Regions from separate parts of the Homo sapiens genome. Here region 1 is linked to region 2. A link is an interaction called in ENCODE POLR2A ChIA-PET data of the cell type or tissue named here. Cell type or tissue: OCI-LY7. All regions are shown on one strand. Links, peaks and the distances in the headings refer to the core of each region. The heading gives the core; the rest is flanking DNA. Region 1 holds the start of PDIA5 (protein disulfide isomerase family A member 5). Region 2 overlaps SEMA5B (semaphorin 5B).

Region 1 (8,745 bases), core at 1,420-6,419, 96 kb before region 2:
AAAAATCTTTATTAACTTTTCTGATTATAAACTAATACATATTCATGTGAAAAACTTGGAATCCACAGAAAAGCATAAGCAAAGAAGCAGAAGTCATCACAACTCCACCTTCCAGAACAATGACTGTTAACATTTTGATGCACTAATTCTTCATACATGTAACTTCAGCCACCCTCAGATTTGGTTTTACATCCTGCTTTTCCCTTACTTATCACACTTGGGCATTTTTCCACATCCTTAGATATTCTTCATAAACATCATAAAATGTTTTCATAATAAACATAATATTCTGGTAAATAAAAATATTCTTTATAAACATTGCAATGGACTGAATATTTCTTCTTCTTCTTCTTCTTTTTTTTTTTTTTTGAGATGGAGTCTTGCTCCATCCCCCAGGCTGGAGTGCAGTGGCGCGATCTCAGCCCACTGCACCCTCTGCCTCCTGGGTTCAAGCGATTCTCCTGCCTCAGCCTTCTGAGTAGCTGGGACTACAGGCGCCCGCTACCATGCTTGGCTAATTTTTGTATTTTTAGTAGAGACGGGGTTTCACCATGTTGGCCAGGCTGGTCTCGAACTCCTGACCTCAGGTGATCCACCCGCCTCAGCCTCCCAAACTGCTGGGATTACAGGTGTGAGCAACTGTGCCCGGCCAGGACTGAGTATTTCTGTCATTCCCCTGAAAATTCATATGTTAAAATCCTAACCCCCAAAGTGGTGGTGTTAGGAGGTGGGGCCCTTGGTACGTAATTAGGTCATGAGGGTGGATCGCTCATGAATAGGATTAGTGCCCTTGAAAAAGGGACCCAAGAGAACTGTCTAGTCTTCTTTCTATCATATGAGAATACAGTGAGAAGTCAAGAGTCTTCTGGAGGAGGGTCCTCACTAGAATTCAACCATGCTGGCACCCTGATTTCGGACTTTTGGTCTGCAGAACTGTGAAAAATACATTTCAATTGTTCTACACCACCAGTCTATGGGATATTTCTTATAGCAGGCCAAACTGAAAAAGATAAATATCACTTTCCATGATATGGACAAGGCCAGATATTATTTAACCATGCCACTATTATTGAGCATTTAACCCATTTCCACATTTTGCTATTGTAAAAAATGTGGTGGGTGTATATCCCTGTACACGAATCCCTGCAGATGCCTTTATACCCTTCAGGTCACAGCCCAGTCCTGTGCACATATCAGCCCTCAGTAAATATTGAGTGAACAAAGAAACCCAACCGGCTTCCAGGAACCTGGGGAGCACTTATCAGATAGATACAGCATTTAAATTTACAAAGACCCAACGCGCTGTCCAGCAATCACTCACCACTGCTCCTGTTGGCATGCTCCCTCCACCTCCTACCCGCTAAGCCAACTCTAGGGCTTAGGGAAAGGAGAAGATAGAAATTGCTTGCTCAGGACTCCCAGGTTCTAGTGCTTTCAGCAAACCTACCTGCTCTTCCGCACCTCCTGGTGAAGGGGACCTGCAGCCCTCCACTGCCTAGCTAACTACCACACATCTTTCAGACTCTGTTCAACCCTACCACCTCAGGAAAGCCATGGCTGACCTCCCTTTAAATCAACGTATGGCTCCGGTTCAGTGAAGGATACTAGTACTTAAGGTCACAGCACTTGCAGTTCTGTCATTATTTGCTCACAGGACTGACTCCTTTGCCCAATCCAGGGCAACACCAGACGGCAGGTACAATGTGTGTTTTGCTCTCCGCCCAAAATCTAACCCAGTGGAGGGCAAAATATCAATCCAAACAATGTGATTGACAAATAAATGTCTGCCGAATGAAATTTCAGATTCTCAAGCCGTTTGTTTTCACAAAAGGGAGGGGAAAGGGAGGAAAGCAGGACCTCCTACTCAGCCCAAGTGCAAAGACCGATGGGGGGCGTTTCAGGAGATAGCTCCCTCCTCCTGGCCCAGAGACCCGCCCAGACCAACTGGCTCCAGGGAACTGATGGCAAACCAGCATTCAACAAACCCAGACGCAATTAAGTGACACTGCCCCACTCCAGCCTGGTTCTCCCCAAGAGGGAGAACACAGACCGAAGAGAACAGGGGGCTTCTTTCCCCACCCACTTCCAACCAGAGAGTACCAGGCCACTCCTCACTGGTGATCCAAAAGGCCAGGGTATTGGGAGATGGAAGTGTTTCAAGCAACTCAACCCACACTTTTCTCCTCCCATTTGCCCAGTGTCCTTGCCACACCCAAATGGAAAAGAACGGGAAAATCTGGGTTGGGGGGAGGGTGCCAGGAACAGGAAGTTCCCTGGAACTTCAGGGGAAAAGGACCAGGATGGTCCTAAAATAAGGGAGCGCATAAGTTATGGAAAAGATGGGGAAGGAGGCCACAATATCTCATCACACACCCACAGCGAAACGAAGGCCAAACCCCAGACCTGGGCCGGCAGGCACACCCATTCCGACCTCTCTCAGGGATGCCTGGAGTCCCCCCCACCAAGTGTAGCAAACTACTCTTGGAGTCCACTCCTTTTCCACTTTTGTAAGATTTTGCAGTTTACACAGCTTCCTCCACTGAGACCTCATCCGACTCTCAGAACCACCCTATGGGGGTAGCTTTGCCTTTCTATATCATGCATGAGGAAACTAGCTCAGATACATTAAATGAACCGCCGCGTCACACAGCTAGAAAGTGGCTGAGGCTCGAGCCCGCCTCAGTTGGGTGTAGGAGCAGCTCCTCCGCCGGGGCGGGCTACGTCGACCCCACCCAGCCCACCGAGCCTGGCCTGTGGGCGGAGGCCCAGGTGGTGGCCCGCAGTTTCCCAGACGCCTGGGGCCGAAGCCAAGAACAAGGTGGCCCTAAACCAAGGTTTCCGGCAGTGCAGGTAGTAAGCACCCCCATCCCACCCCGCACTCACACAGGTGCAGGGCTCGGAGTCTGGAGCGGAGCTCACCCCGCAGCCCGCCGGCGTCCTGCCCGACCGGCTGTGCCCCGACCTGCATCCCCGCAAAGTTGTGGCCGTGGCGTAAGCACCCTGCCAGGGATCTCCCGGCGCCCCACAGCTGCCTCCTGCCCCTGCGTCCGGGAGCGCTTGGCGGCGAGGGCACCGGGACGCCCGCTGTCTCCCGCGTAGCACCCAGTGCCCGCCTGCCTGGCATGCACGCCCTCATCCCGGTGCCCCGGGGCAGCTCCCCGCACGTTCCGCAGAGGGCTGGAGCAGAGAGCGCAGAAGGGCACGCGGGACACACGTGCTGGCCCGGCCCGGATCCCTGCCCCACAGTCTCACCCAGATTGCCAGCAGCAGCCACGCCGGCCCGGCCCGCGCCATCCCAGCAGCGCTGCCCACCGCTGGCTCCTTTCTCCACTCCGGCGCCCGCTCCCGCCCGCCCGCCTGCTAGCTCCACCGCGGCCAACCACCACGGCCACTTCCCAGCCGCTCCCCGCCTCCGAGTTCCCGGTGCCACGTCTGCCAAAGCATGCGCAGCAGCTGGGGAGAGGCGGCCGGGAAGAAGTGCTCGCTGGGAGTTGTAGTCTGCAGCCTGGCTCAGCTGGGGGCTGCGGGTGCGGACTGGGCTCCGAGGCCACGTGGCAGCGAGTGAAGTGCGAAAAGGCAAGGTCAGGGAGTAAGGGAAGGCAATTAATGAGCGGGGGCTTACTCTGTGCCTGGAGCTTCAGAAACAGTATCTCACGCAGCTCACAGAAATTAGGTTTTATTTTCTCCACTTTGAGGATTAGGAGGCAGCGCAGGGAATTTAAGTACGTTGATCCAGATCACACAGCCGGTAAATGGCAGAGTCCAGGGCTGCCTGTGAAGGACAGGAAAAGCCCTCATCCCTGCCTCCCAGACTCCCTCCTGCTTATTCTATTTAACTTCAGTAAAACATTATTGAGCTGTTGGAAAACAATCTGGTGGTTCCTCAAAAAGTTAAACATAGATTACTATATGACCAGCAATTCCACCCTTAGGCTAATACCCAAAAGAATTGAAAACAGGTATTCAGACAAATGCACGTACACCAGTGTTCACAGCAACACTATTTACAATAACCAAAAGGTAGAAACAACTCTAACGTCTGTCAAAGGATGAATGGGTAAACAAAGTGTGATACATCCATCTAATGGAATGTTATTTAGCCATTAAAAGGAATAAAGTGGCCCAGCAGGGCAGCTCATGACTGTAATCCCAACACTTTGGAAAGCTGAGGCAGCAGAATCGTGTAAGACTAGGAGTTTGAAACCAGCCTGGGCAACATAGCAAGACCTCATCTCTGCTAAAAATAAAAATAAAATAAAATAAAATAGCTGGTGTGGTGGCAAGGGACTGTAGTTCCAACTACTTGGGAGGCTAAGGCGGGAGGATTGCTTGAACCTGGGATATGGAGACTGCAGTGAGCCAAGATCATGCCACTGCACCCCAGCCTAGGCCACAGGGTGAGACCCTGTCTCAAAAAAAAAAAAAAAAAAAAAGGTGGGGGGGAGAGAATAAAATGCTAATACATTCTACAATGAATGAATCTCAGAAATGTATGCTAATGAAAGAAGCCAGACACAAAAAGTCACATATGATGTGATTACATCTTATGAAATATTTAGAATAGGTAAATCCACAGAGACAGAAAGCATAGTAGTGGGGGTGGGGAGGAAGGAATGGGGAATGACTGCTTAATGAGTATAGGGACTCCTTTGGGAGTGATAAAACATTTTGGAACTAGATGGAGATGATGGTTCCACAACATTGTGAAGGTACTAAATGCCACTAAACTGTACACTTTAAAATGGTTAATTGATGTTATGTGAATTTTACCTGAGTAAAAATTTTCAAAAGAAAAAAACTCTTTATTGAACCCATTCCCTGTGCTAAAGCAGGGGTCCCCAAACGCTGGGCCTCTGGACAGTCTGTGGCCTGTTAGGAACCAGGAGGCAAGCTGTGGGCCAGCGAGCATTACCACCTGAGCTCTGCCTCCTGTCAGATCAGTGGTGGCATTAGATTCTCATAGGAGTGTGAACTCTATTGTGAACTGCACATTCAAGAAATCTAGGTTGTGGGTGCCTTATGAGAATCTAATGCCTGATGATCCGAGATAGAACAGTTTCATCCCAAAACCATCCCCTGTCCCCCCACCATCTGTGGAAAACTTGTCTTCCACAAAACCGGTCCCTGGTGACAAAAAGGTTGGGCCCTGCTGTGCTAAAGCATTCTTGCATGCAGTCAGTTCATACATTCAAGAATGTTTATTGAACACTTACTATGTCCTGAGGCTCAAGATATCCAGTAGTGAGATGAACAAGAGAACAGCACAGTCAGAGGTTGGTAAGTTATAGCTGAAAGGTCCTTGCCTTCTGTCAGGAGAGTCAAAGCTCAAAACTTAGAAGTTATCCATTACTCGCTTCCTATTCACAACAGGCCCATCCAACCCCTCACCACATCCTGTCAATTTTACCTCCAGAATATATCTCTCCTGCCACCTCCCAAGTCTAAGTGACTATCACCTAGGGAAGGGTAACAGTTTCTGAAAGAGTGTGCCTGCTTCTCCCCCATGCCATCCATATGTTAATGTCAGTTGGATCTTGCTTGCCCCTCCCCTGAAACCCTCCAGTGGTTTCCCATTACCCTTAGAATAAAATCCAAACTCTTCCCAAGACCTGCAAGCCCTGCATGGTCTAGGCCCTCGCCCGCCCGGTAGACCTCATCTCCTGCCTCCCACAACCCCTGTCCACTGGGTCCAGTTACACAGACCATCATTTCCTCACCCCTCCCCTCTCCAGAGCTGCTCCTGCCTCAGGGCTTGTGCTCCTCCCATTCTCTTTGCCTTGGCAATTTCCTTGGCCTTTGTCTGGCTGGCGCCTTTGTATCCTTCAGGGTTCTCCTATCTATCCCCTCTCAGAGATGCCCTTCAGAGCAGCCCATCTACAGGTGAGTTTACCCTCCCCACTGCCAAGCTCCTTTTTCTCTATCTCAACTTCTGCTTAGGTTCTGTTGCTTCTTTGCCCAGCACCTACCAAAACCCACAAGACTTACTGAGTCCTTGTGTTCATTGTCTCTTGCTCCAACCTGAATGTCAGTTTCCTGTCCCTCTGTTCATCACCTTGCTTCCAGGACCTAGCACAGGACGGAGCCACAGATGGTTCTCACTGTTCTTTTTGATGAATGACTGAATGATTGAGCTAAGTAATGTGTTGGGAAGTGTCAGAAATTCCTAAAGCAGTTTGGGGACAGGGCTTCCTTGGCATGCTCTGCTCTGCAACCTCGAACTTATGACCTGCACATGGGAAAGTGAGATTTGCACCCCTCTCTGTGGGTCTCTGTTTCTCATCTGTCAAATGAAGCAGTTGGTGAGGATGCAGAGCTACTGGAACACTCACGCATTGCTGTGGGAGTGTAAATTGGCTCACCTACTTTGGACAACTGTACATGTACAAAATCTGAGCCAAAATGTTCATGGCAGCTTTATTCACAGAAGCTGTTATGGACTTGTGTCCCCCCCAAATTCATATGTTGAAGTCCTAACTAACCCTTACTACATCAGAATATGACCGTACTTAGAGCCTTTGAAGAGGTAATTAAGGTTAAATGAGGTCATTGTGGTGGACCCTAATCCCATATGGCTGGTATCCTTACAAAAAGAGGACAGTAGGACACATATACAGAGGAAAGACCATGTGAGGACACAGAGAGAAGACAGAATGGCCAGTGACACGCCAAGGAGAGAGGCCCTCAGAAGAAATCAACCCTGCCAAAAGCTTGATCGTGGATTTCTAGCTTTCAGAATAATAATAATAATAAAAAACAACCTCTGTCATTTAAGCCACCCAGCCTATGGTGGTCTGTTACGGCAGCCCTAACAAACTGATACAGTAGCCCAAACTGGAAACAACCCAACTGTCAGAACAGGAGAGTAGATAAATTAGCGATAGCATATTCTGCAAAAAAGAGAGACAGAGAGAGAGAGAGAGAGAACAAACTCCTGATAATATGCAACAACGTGGATGAATCTCAAAACCCTGATGTTGAGCAAAAGTAGCCAGACACAAAATAATATGTACTGTATGATTCCATTTATCTGAAGTTCAAGAACAGGCAAGTACAATCTGCCTGTTCGATAAAAGAAAACAAGTGGATGAGGAATAGAGACGGACTGTGGGGAAAGCATGAGCAAACCTTCCAGGTACTGGAAATGCTCTGCATCTTGCTTTTTTGTTTCTCTGTTTTGAGACAGGCTCACTCTGCCACCCAGGCTGGAGTGCAGTGATGCAATCTCACTCACTGTAACCTCCATCTCCTAGACTCAAGTCATCCTTCCACCTCAGCCGTCCGAGTAGCTGGGACCTCAGGCTCACACCACCACACCGGGCTAATTGTGTATTTTTAGTAGAGACGGGGTTTTGCTATGTTGCCCAGGCTGGTCTTGAACTCCTGGGCTCAACTGATCTGCCTGCCTTGGCCTCCCAAAGTGCTGGGATTACAGATATGAGCTACCATGCCCAGCCTGTATCTTGATTCAATGATAGTTACATGACATTTAAGATGTGTTGAAATTAATTTATTATTCCAGCTGAATTGATTTATTTTCTAAACTAGATACTAAGATTTTACGCTTTATATACACTATCTCTCAGTCTTTTTCTTAAGTCTGAACATTGAAGGGTGGTGTGAATCAGCTAATCTTCAGGATTCCTTGTAGCTCTTGTATCTTCGAAGTTCAAGACTGGCTAAAAGTTCCTGGGTCCAGGGAGGGCTGAACTCTGCAGAAATGTAACTGCCAAAAGGGGCAAGAGTTGAAGGGAGGAAGGCAGGAAGGAAGCTATGCACCTGAGAGCCAGGGAAACAGAGGGCAAGGGACCGAGGGGGGCAAATAAAAATTTCCAAGAAAACAAGCCATTTCATTCTGCAATTGAAACAAGCTAAAATGCGATTCGTAGCCCTTCTGGGAATGCTTACCAATTCTAAGCTTCACTCTCCTTGAAATATTAGGAGAATAGCACAGGGCAAGCACTGTCCCTCCTCCATTAGAGCCCTCAATGGGCACCATCCATTTTCCAGCAGCAGCCCCGCGGGGCCAGGCCAGAGACACTTCTTGTCCTGCAGTTTATTGCGAATTGTGACACCACCTTATATTTGTGTAGCCAGTTCCCCTCCATCATCTCGGCTGGGATGAGGACTAGCACAATGACCATTTTCTGCATTCAGGCAAGATAAGAATCGGCCCAGAAAGAAAAGGAGGAATGTTGAACCAAAGAAGCCAGACACAGAAGAGTACATTCTGTAGGATTCGTTTATATGAGAAACATGAGGCAAAGGTTGTCTATTTTGTTAGAAGTCAAAATAGTGGTTACTCCAGGGGGAAGGATGTCAGTAGTCACTGGAAGGGGGCCTCTTGAGGTGCTGGTAAGATTTCACGTCTGAATCAGGGCACACGGGCATGTTTACACTGTGAGAATTAATCACACACACCCAGAGACTATAAAGTATGATATGGTTTGGATCTGTCGCCCCACCCAAATGTCAAATTGTAATCCCGTGTTGGAGGTGGGGCCTGGTGGGAGGTGAGTGGATCGTGGGGGTGGTCTCACGAATGGTTTAGCCCCATCCCCCCTTGGTACTGTATAGTGAGTTCTTGTGAAATCTGGTTGTTTAAAAATGGGTGGAACCTCCCCCCTCTCTCTCTTCCTCCTGCTCTGGCCATGTGAAGACGCCTGTTCCCGCTTTGCCTTCCACCATGAGTAAAAGCTCCCTGAGGCCTCCCCAGAAGCAGATGCTGCCATACTTCCTGAACAGCCT
Region 2 (8,745 bases), core at 2,161-7,160:
AGCATCCATCACACTCCTTTCCCGCCAGCCAGCAGCGGCAGCTCTCCTGGCAGGCAGGGGATCAGCTGTGCCTCTCCTTACTCCACTGCTCCTCACCCCTGGACCCAGGGCCCACCCTCCATCTCTCCTTGTCTGGTGCTGCCCACGTCTGCCTGCAGACCACACCTGTGAGCACTTGACTAAGTCTTCTGGTAAGAAAATGACACGGTTTCCCACTCCCTTCCATTTCTCTGCTGTCCTTGTGGGCCTGAGCAGAGGACACTTCCAGGCTCCCTCCCCAGAATTCTTGCATTTCAGATGCTCCTCCAACAGGCCTCTATGAAGATAACTCTATTCCAGTTCCATTGTGGAAAAGGAGAGCTGGGGGTGGGGGCTGGGCCTGCAGGGTGAGTCATAGATAAAGTCCTGCAAATAGTAAGCCTGTTAGCTGTTATTCTTATTATAACTGAGCTCTATGAATATGGAACTTAAGGGGCTTGGCACCAATGGCCAGGTTTAAAGAGAGACATTCATTAAGCACTGGAAGGGTTTTGTCAGCCCTTGACCATCTTTCTGTCTCCAAGAAGGGCTTCGTTTATACCAGATCAGAAAGAGCTCACTGTGCTTCTCTTAAAGACCCCCCTCCCCTTCTCTTCCCACCCCCTGGCCCAGGGCTGGAACTCTCTATTCTGCCCACAACCAAGCCCCATGGCCTGCTCAGCTCCTGGACACCATCCACCTGAGAAGTCCTCAGGCACGTGTCCCTGCCTCACTCTCCCCAACCCATATACCCAAACCCAGAAGGACCAGTCAGCTGCCTTGTAGGTGCTCAGGGCTGGGGCAGCAGTGAGGCTGCATCATTGCACCTGCAAAGAAGCTTTGAAGGAATGATCTGGATCTCAGGCATGTGCGCAGGCGAGTGTGCACCCACGTACACATTCCTATGTCTGGGGCAGTAGTGGTGGTGGAGTCCCAGGCCTGGCCTTCACTCAGACCTGTCTTTCACCTGTGTGTGTGCAGGAGCGAGGGGGCTCACCTGGCAATGGGAGTAGGGCTGGGAGCAGTTCCCAGAAATGCTTCTGGCCAGGGCTGGACAGTGGGTTTGTGCTGGTCCTTGTTCTTTCTCCCAGCCTCCACTCTACATCAGCCAACCACCTGCCGGCTTCTCCCTCCCCGCCTGCAAGCATGTGTCACATGGCGGGAGCAGATGGGGGGTGGTGTGCCTGGGCTCTCTCTCCCCTCAGCCAGCCATTTGCTCTCCAGATGGATCTGGGCACTGACAGGGTGTACATTCGGGGAACGGCAGCCTGCTCCTAGACGGCCCGAGGCTGTGCCCTGCTGAGCTGGAACACAATTATGTTCTGGAAGTTCAGGCATCTGAGCTGGCAGGACCCAGAGTACCAGGTATTGGGCCTGGTGAAGAAGACTCACAGCCCTCCAGAAGGAAATCCTGAAAGGGTTTAAGGAATTTCTCCCTACCTTCTCCTCCCTCTCTGCCCTTCCCCACTCCCATACCTCTGCCCCTCTGTCCTGGGCTCCACACTTGGTGGGTTGCAGATTCCCAGAGTGGGACAGGGAGGCTCCACATTGCCTGCCCTCCTTGGGAATCTACAACCCCCCAAGTTTGCAGCATCGTTCAGCTCCAACACAGACCCCAGACACTTTCCCTTCACTGTTTCACTTACTGCACAAACACCATCATAACTGCGATAACATAAACCAAAAGGAACAAAACTCTGTCCATTTCACGACCTTCACAGATGAACTGGCCTCAGTGTTCTTTATTCCCTTCTGGTCTCTGTTGACGTTCCACCCCTCCTCACTCATTTTCTTTTTTCCTCTCTAAAAGAGGAAAGGGAGCAGACTGCGGCACCCTCCACTGCCCGCCAGGCTGGACCCCACTCATCTTGGGGTGGGGGTTTGAGGTTCTGCTTTTGGCTGGTCACATGGCAGAGGCTGAGTTGGACTAGCTTATGTCCTCTGGGTTAGCAGCTCATTGGCTGCCTCTCCTCAGGGCACTAGAGGCCCAGGGCCACTTGGCACCTAGACTAGAAGCTAGGGGTGTAAAGGGAGAGAAGGACATAAACATAGCCTGAACACAGGCTGGAGTCAGGGGCTCAGACTGGGATGATAGTCCATCATTTCTCTTTCCTGCCCCAGTCTCAATACTGCCCACTCCCCAAAGAGAGTATTATGAGTGATTTTTCTGGAGACCTTGGGATCTAACTATGGTTACCTCTTAGATTTCCAAAACAAGGTGTATAGACACTCTGAATGACCTGTCATTAATCTGTAGGGGTTCTCCCACAGTTTCCAGGCTCCCAGCTCCCAGTGGCTGGGGACCTTATCCAGTGTGAGCCATCACGGCTTGACTTGGGGAATAAGAGTGTTTCTGGGAGCCTGGATAGGCTGCGGGGTGGGAAGGCAGACCTGGGCTAACTTCCCACTCTGAGCATTTGGATCTGTAGCTGCTCTCAGGGCCTCTGGCTTCTCATCAGTTAAATGGGAGCCATGACAAGCCTTCTGCAGACTTCACAGGGAATCTGATGGCATCGTGGTTGTGAAGAGTAGCAAGGACCCATCCACATGAAGGGGATTTGCATGATTCCTGACACTACCTTTCTGCTGGTCACCTATGCTGCACCCAGCGCAGCATCCCAACAGCTCTTACCGACTCAGGTGGGGGTCTCTCTCCCCAGTGCTGGCCCAGTTACATCTGTGGGATCATCTGGAGCCAGTGGTTAAAGGGCTGAGTAAAGTCAAATAATAGCACAGATAATGCAAAACAGGGTGTGATTCAAGAACAATTTTTAATTTTAATTTTATTTGACTCATATTTCAAGGGTGACTGATCCAGGCTGAGTTTTGCACACACATAACTGGATGAGGGGAGAGATCTGGAGTGTGCCACATGCCAGGGAAAAGGGCTGGCATGCTTTATACATGGGCAGCAGAACCATTTGTGTTACCATGTGGCTTGGAGTTGCACTGATTTAGATACATCTTAAGTCACTGCACACTCTCCATAACATTAGTTCCTGACTCCAAAAAGTCTGTTTCTGCTACTTTCCTGGAAAAGCAGGGGAGACCAGTGTTAGAGAGAGCTTTCACCAACTGTCGGCCTATTCCTTGTCACCACAGACAGTGGAGTAAGAGGGTTTAAGTTGCAGCAAGAGGAAAAGTAAGTCAGGTAGTGGCAGAGCTTCCTACCTGGAGCAGTGAGGGACTCCTCAAAACTCTCCACACTGGAGAAGTGACCCAGCCATGGTGGATCGATCAGCGGATCCATGTGGACAACAAGCGTTTGTTGAGTGCTTGTTCCGCTCTCAGTGCACAAGTATCTCACCTTCACAAGTCTGTGAAGAAGTTGTTATGATTGCTGTTGTTGTTGCTATCATTATTCTCTCTGTTTCAAAGAGAAGGGAGGCAGCGGGGCCCAAGGATGCAGAACACGGTGCCTGTTGCTCCCACTGGAATCATGTCTATTGACGAGTTCAGGAGTGGCTGACATCAGGGCTTGCACCATGGCTTCCCATTCCAAGTCCATGCTCTTCTCACCGTGCCGCACCTGCCTTCCAGAAAGCCTTGGGGAAGGCTCCTTGGGCAGAGGCCCACCAGCACCCATGCAGCAATAAGTGTGTGAACACCTTCCCCACTGGGCATTCAGGAGGAGAGACTCACTTTCATTCATTCAATAGACACGGGCTGAGGATCCAGAGGTAAATAAGACCTTATTCTTGCTGGCTCTTGGCAGACCTGTTAATATCTTTGCTTCATGCCCCATGATGGATTTGGAAAACATTTCCGATCAATTACCTGAAGCAGAATTATCACCTGCCACATCTCCCTTCTCAAGGCTGGCTGCTTTATGAGTGTCTACACTTTCAACCATGAGTGGGCACATTAGTGCCTTTGGCTAAGAGCAAAGATTCCCATAGTCCCTTTGGTTAAGAGCAAAGATTCCTTGCACTTTGTTCCACCATTCAGTCATTCTCTCATTCAACAAATAATTCAGCGTCTCTTATGTGACTGGTGCTGGGTTAGCAGCTAGGGATATAGCACTGAGCAAAACAGACATGGTTCCTGCCACCAGTTTGCAGACATTAACCAGATAATTCTCCCATCCTGCTCTGATGTATTCCCAAGGACTAAGGTGGTTTGTTCAGGAGTGACTTCCTCAGGCCTGGCACTTCCAGGGCACTATGCTGCCCCAGGGTCAGCCCTCCTGTCTCCTGGGAATTATAGGCCACTGGGTAGTGCTCCAGGACCAGGTCTTTATTGATCATTCCCTTTGGAAGGAGGCAAAAGACTCTCCCCTCTCCAAGCCTTCTGGCTCTTGATCCAGCCCTTCCTGTGAAATGCCCCTGATGGACAAACTTAGAAGGGTCCCTAAAGGGAAGGCTATTCTGCTCAACCCCCAGAAAGAGGGTATATTTTGCAAAGAGGCCCTGTTTCTCTGGGCAGTTTGATGATTTGGGAAAAGCATGGGCACTGGAGTTAGGCTGATGTAGATTTCCGTCCCAGAATTGTCCTTCCTAGCTGTGCGACCTTGGGCAAGTCATGAACATCTCTGTGCCTTAGATCCTCAGCAGTAAAGTAGGGGCAATAATACCTACCTTGCAGGAAGGCTGTGATGATTAAACGAGATGTTCATGAAATATTTGCCATTTAATAGATGTGTCTCACCCTTTCTTCTGACTTTTAACTTCTAAAGGACATGATTACCTCTTGAGCTGACACCAAAAAGAGGCTTGCAAATACTAAAAGGTAAGGAGGTGGGAAGCTCTCTTATTCTCTAGCTGCTGGGCTATAGCAGTGGTTCCCAAAGTGCGGTCCCTAGACCGTAAGCATCACCTGGGAACTTGCTAGAATTGCAAAATCTTGGGCTCCACCCTAGATTGACTGAATGAGAAACTCTGGAGAAGGGGCCCAACAATCGGTTGTAACAAGCCCTCCAGGCAATTCTGATGCACATTAGTGTGAGAACCACGAGGCTGGAGACTGCAATCCAGTTGTCAGAGGGCCAAATTCTTTCATAGATGTGTTTTGTTTGGCCTCTGTCATCAGCTGGAGCTGAGGAGCAGCTGTCCCTGAGAAGTGATGGTGCCCTCCTGAAGGGGTTCACAGTCCTGGCTCTGCCATTCCGTTTTGTGTGACACCAGCTGGCCTCACTTGGCTGCCCACCTGCTGTGGGCACCCATATTTGCAGCCCGGGCTCTAGGTCAGGGGCAAGTGTGGTTTCTGAGCCCTAGAGAAGTAGCAGTTCTGCTTCAGCTGGTCCTGAACATCAGCCGAGACACGGAGCCACCCAACTCTGCAGGAAATAGGAACAGGGTGGACAGCTTTCTAATTCCTGAAACCAGCAGCCAGGTCCTGCTGGTTGAGCTTCAGTATTTGGCTTGAAGTGTTGTGAATTCCCAGCACATAACACACACCCACATTCAACTGTAAGTCCAAAAATACCTTCCACAGCCAAATAGAGATGATTCTTACATTCCCCACTACCTCAGATTATCTGCCTCGCTGCTCTCTGCCACCCCCGCTGTTGGCACAAACTAATAAGCAGTGACTTTCCCTGCGTCAGGGAACTTGGGAAAGCAGAAGGGGCCAGTGACTTCAACACCCGCAGCAGTGAGTGGGACACAGAAATATCAATGCAGGTGGGTGCCAGGAAGGCTGGAGTGACCTAGGGGCTGTGATGTCCATGAGGTGGAGCAGAATGGGAGTGGAGCTGGGAGCTCTCATTGGAGACACTGGAATAGAGAATTACGATCAGAGGCCCTGGCAGTAGCAGGCATACTGACCAGGAGAGAGAAAGAAAATGCATCCAGGACACAGCACGGGATAGGACGCAGGGAGGAAGCTCTGGGCAGTGGGAGAGGAACTGGGCTGGACTCAGCTTTGGATACAGGGAATCAGGAGGAGACCTGGGTGGTATCCCTTCTCTGTGCCCCCACAGCCAGGAGAGAGCACCTTCACCTTCCTTCCTGGTGAATCTGTCTCCAAAGCATCCCTGGAAGGAGGTGGGAAGCAGGCTGACTAAAAGCATGCGCTTTGGCATCAAAGAGATCTGAGAGCAGATCCGGCTCTGCCACTTCTGGTGTGACTTTGGACAGGCCACCCAACCTCTCTGAGCCTCAGTTTCCTCATCTGAAAAGAGGCAGTAAAGCTTATTTTATAGCCATATGGTGAGGATGAAATGAGATCACATTTGAAAAATAATTAGCACACTGTCTGTCATAGAAAAAAGAACAGGAGAAAGCTTAGATATAATTAAAATTATTCGAGCACAGAACCCATGTATTTTCACCAGAAGTCCTGGTATCTGGGATTTCACAAGTTGGGGATCATTGGTGAGAAAAATTGAGTCAGACGTAAGCATTGGTAAGTGAACAGAAGATGTTAGAATGCTCAAAAGAGGGGATCCCCAAAGAGAGAAAATGACCTGCCCCAAGACTTATGGCCCATAGCCTTTATTAGGACCCTTGAATGTTGGCTCATGTGGCAGAAAAGATGTAAGAATGTCCTGACAGTGATGGGTACCAAACCCAGCTGAGGTCACCAAGAGATGTGGCTGGAGTAAAGCTACCCTGGACTGAAGGAGGAAGTGTCTTGCCTGGTGCCTGGAGGATGGACAGGATGACCTCAGATGCCCACAGAGACATTATTAACCATAGGAAGATCCAAACTGACCTGATTTCCACTGCCCTTTCATTTCTACTGGAAAGAAATGTATTTCCAGTAGTGTTGGGGCGGGCGTTGGAGTAGGATACATATAGTGCAAACAGCTGCTTCTCCCACCCTTCCAATCTAAGAGGCACAGCACCTTGGGGCTGGATCCCCATCCTATCCCGCTACTAGGTCACCCCCAAGGCGACCGTCCCTCTCTGACTCAGGTTCATTGCCTCTAGGGAGGCAAACCCTGAAAAAAGAGCCTGGGGTTGGTGATTTGCATCCATGAATTTCTGTCTCTTCACCTGTGTAAATGGTCCAGAGGAGAATAAAGCAGACCATAATTATCGCAATTATAATGAGAGAGGAGTGGCATAGATGCAGAAGTATAATCCAAATTAAACTGTGAAGGAGGTAGCTACATCACCTCCCAAGGCCCTTTTTACACTAATACTCTGTGAGTCTCTGAGCCTAAACCATCCTGGGGGCCCAATTCTGATAATGTGGTGACATGAAGACCAATTGATTTTTGGATTTACAGTTTTCTGGGAAAGTGTTGCTGGGCCTTGGAGCGGATCTGCACATTTTCTGGAGAGAAGGTGGTAGCCGGGGAGGTCAGGAGAGCGTGGAACACGTGCTAGCTCTGGTCAAGGCTGCAGTCCTTGGGCGGGCTGAGGGCTGGGCCCGGTGCATGGTCTCTTGTGCACGCAGAGTGAGTGAGAGGGCAGAGCCCTGGGCCAAAAGAGAAGTCTGCAGAGCTTAGTCTTGACACCAGCCTACTTCTTCCCCTACCTCCTTCTCAGTCCTCCTCTGGGAAGGCAGAAAGGGCCTAAGGGCCTATCTCAGGCCAGGTTTCCCTGGAAGAAGCAAAGCCTGAGCAGAGATTCTTGAGCAAGTGACTGAGCAGGTAGTGTCCTCCAGAAGAACCAGGGTAGAGCACAGGATGAGGCCAAGGCTACATGATCCCACGATCTCATGATCCCACGAGGAGCCCTGGAGCATGAATGGCACCACAGAATCCATTGCACCTGGAGATGTGGGGGCTGGGCTCCTATACTCCTCTGTCAGCTGGTGATTACCCAAGAGCTTTGGAATGGTGGTGAGGGTTGTAGTCTCCAGGAGTCTGCACTGGGTTAAGGGCAGGCCTCTGGAGAAGGTTGCAGGTGTGAACCATTAACAGCCAGTCTGGATGGGTGCACCCACCCACAAATGGGGCAGGCACCAACAGCACCTGCTACTCTTTCTCTCCTAGGAAATGCCACGTTAATTCAACTCGAGAAGATCCTTGCTTACTTCTGAAGATAGTTTAGAAGTCGTGTGGGGGTAGTTAGGAGGAGGAAATCTAAGGTCCTTCACCACCCTAAAATCTACAAGATTACATTCAAAAGTGAATAATTGCTGCGATAATTCTTCCAAGATTTGTCACATTTAAAGGCTTATTATAATAAACATTCTTAAGGCTGGGCACAGTGGCTCACGCCTGTAATCCCAGCACTTTGGGAGGCCGAGTCAGGCAGATCACCTGAGGTCGGGGGTTCAAGATCAGCCTGACCAACATGGAGAAACCCCCGTCTCTACTAAAAATACAAAATTAACCGGATGTGGTGGCGGGCGCCTGCAATCCCAGCTACTCAGGAGGCTGAGGCAGGAGAATCGCTTGAACCCAGGAGGCAGAGGTTGTGTTGAGCCAAGATAGCACCATTGCATTCCAGCCTGGGCCACAAGAGTGAAACTCCATCTCTAATAATAATAATAATAATAATAATAATAATAATAATAGTAATAGGCCGGGTGTGGTGGCTCACGCCTGTAATTCCAGCACTTTGGGAGGCCGAGGCGGGCAGATCACGAGGTCAGGAGATCGAAACCATCCTGGCTAACATGGTGAAACCCCGTCTCTACTAAAAATGCAAACAAAAAATTAGCTGGGCGCGGTGGCGGGGGCCTGTAGTCCCAGCTACTTGGGAGGCTGAGGCAGGAGAATGGCGTGAACCCAGGAGGCGGAGCTTGCAGTGAGCTGAGATCACGCCACTGCACTCCAGCCTGGGTGATAGAGCGAGACTCCGTCTCAAAAAATAATAATAATAATAATAA

What was found. ChIA-PET counts read pairs that join two places held together with the same protein. Peaks named below come from ENCODE experiments on the same cell type or tissue, not always from the same donor. Only the 100,000 strongest peaks of a DNase experiment are listed, where the experiment ranks them.
Region 1: POLR2A ChIA-PET joins it to region 2 with 13 read pairs; 3 of 35 experiments call an interaction of 5 or more read pairs at or near these places.

Annotation. Positions count from the first base shown.
Region 1 is chr3:123,061,714-123,070,458 of GRCh38, reverse strand. PDIA5 (protein disulfide isomerase family A member 5) reads right to left here and starts at 3,434. Exons shown (of 17, transcript NM_006810.4): 1 at 3,253-3,434. The coding sequence starts at 3,294. RefSeq lists a silencer at 3,140-3,379. In OCI-LY7, for the core only: no CTCF peak of the experiment used is centred there; DNase peaks (open chromatin) are centred at 2,648, 2,968 and 3,458; H3K4me3 peaks cover 1,681 bases.
Region 2 is chr3:122,966,549-122,975,293 of GRCh38, reverse strand. All of the region lies in intron 1 of SEMA5B (semaphorin 5B), which reads left to right. Among named protein-coding and RNA genes, the nearest start is that of SEMA5B, 57 kb to the left of the region's middle. RefSeq lists enhancers at 1-54, 55-819. In OCI-LY7, for the core only: no CTCF peak of the experiment used is centred there; no DNase peak of the experiment used is centred there.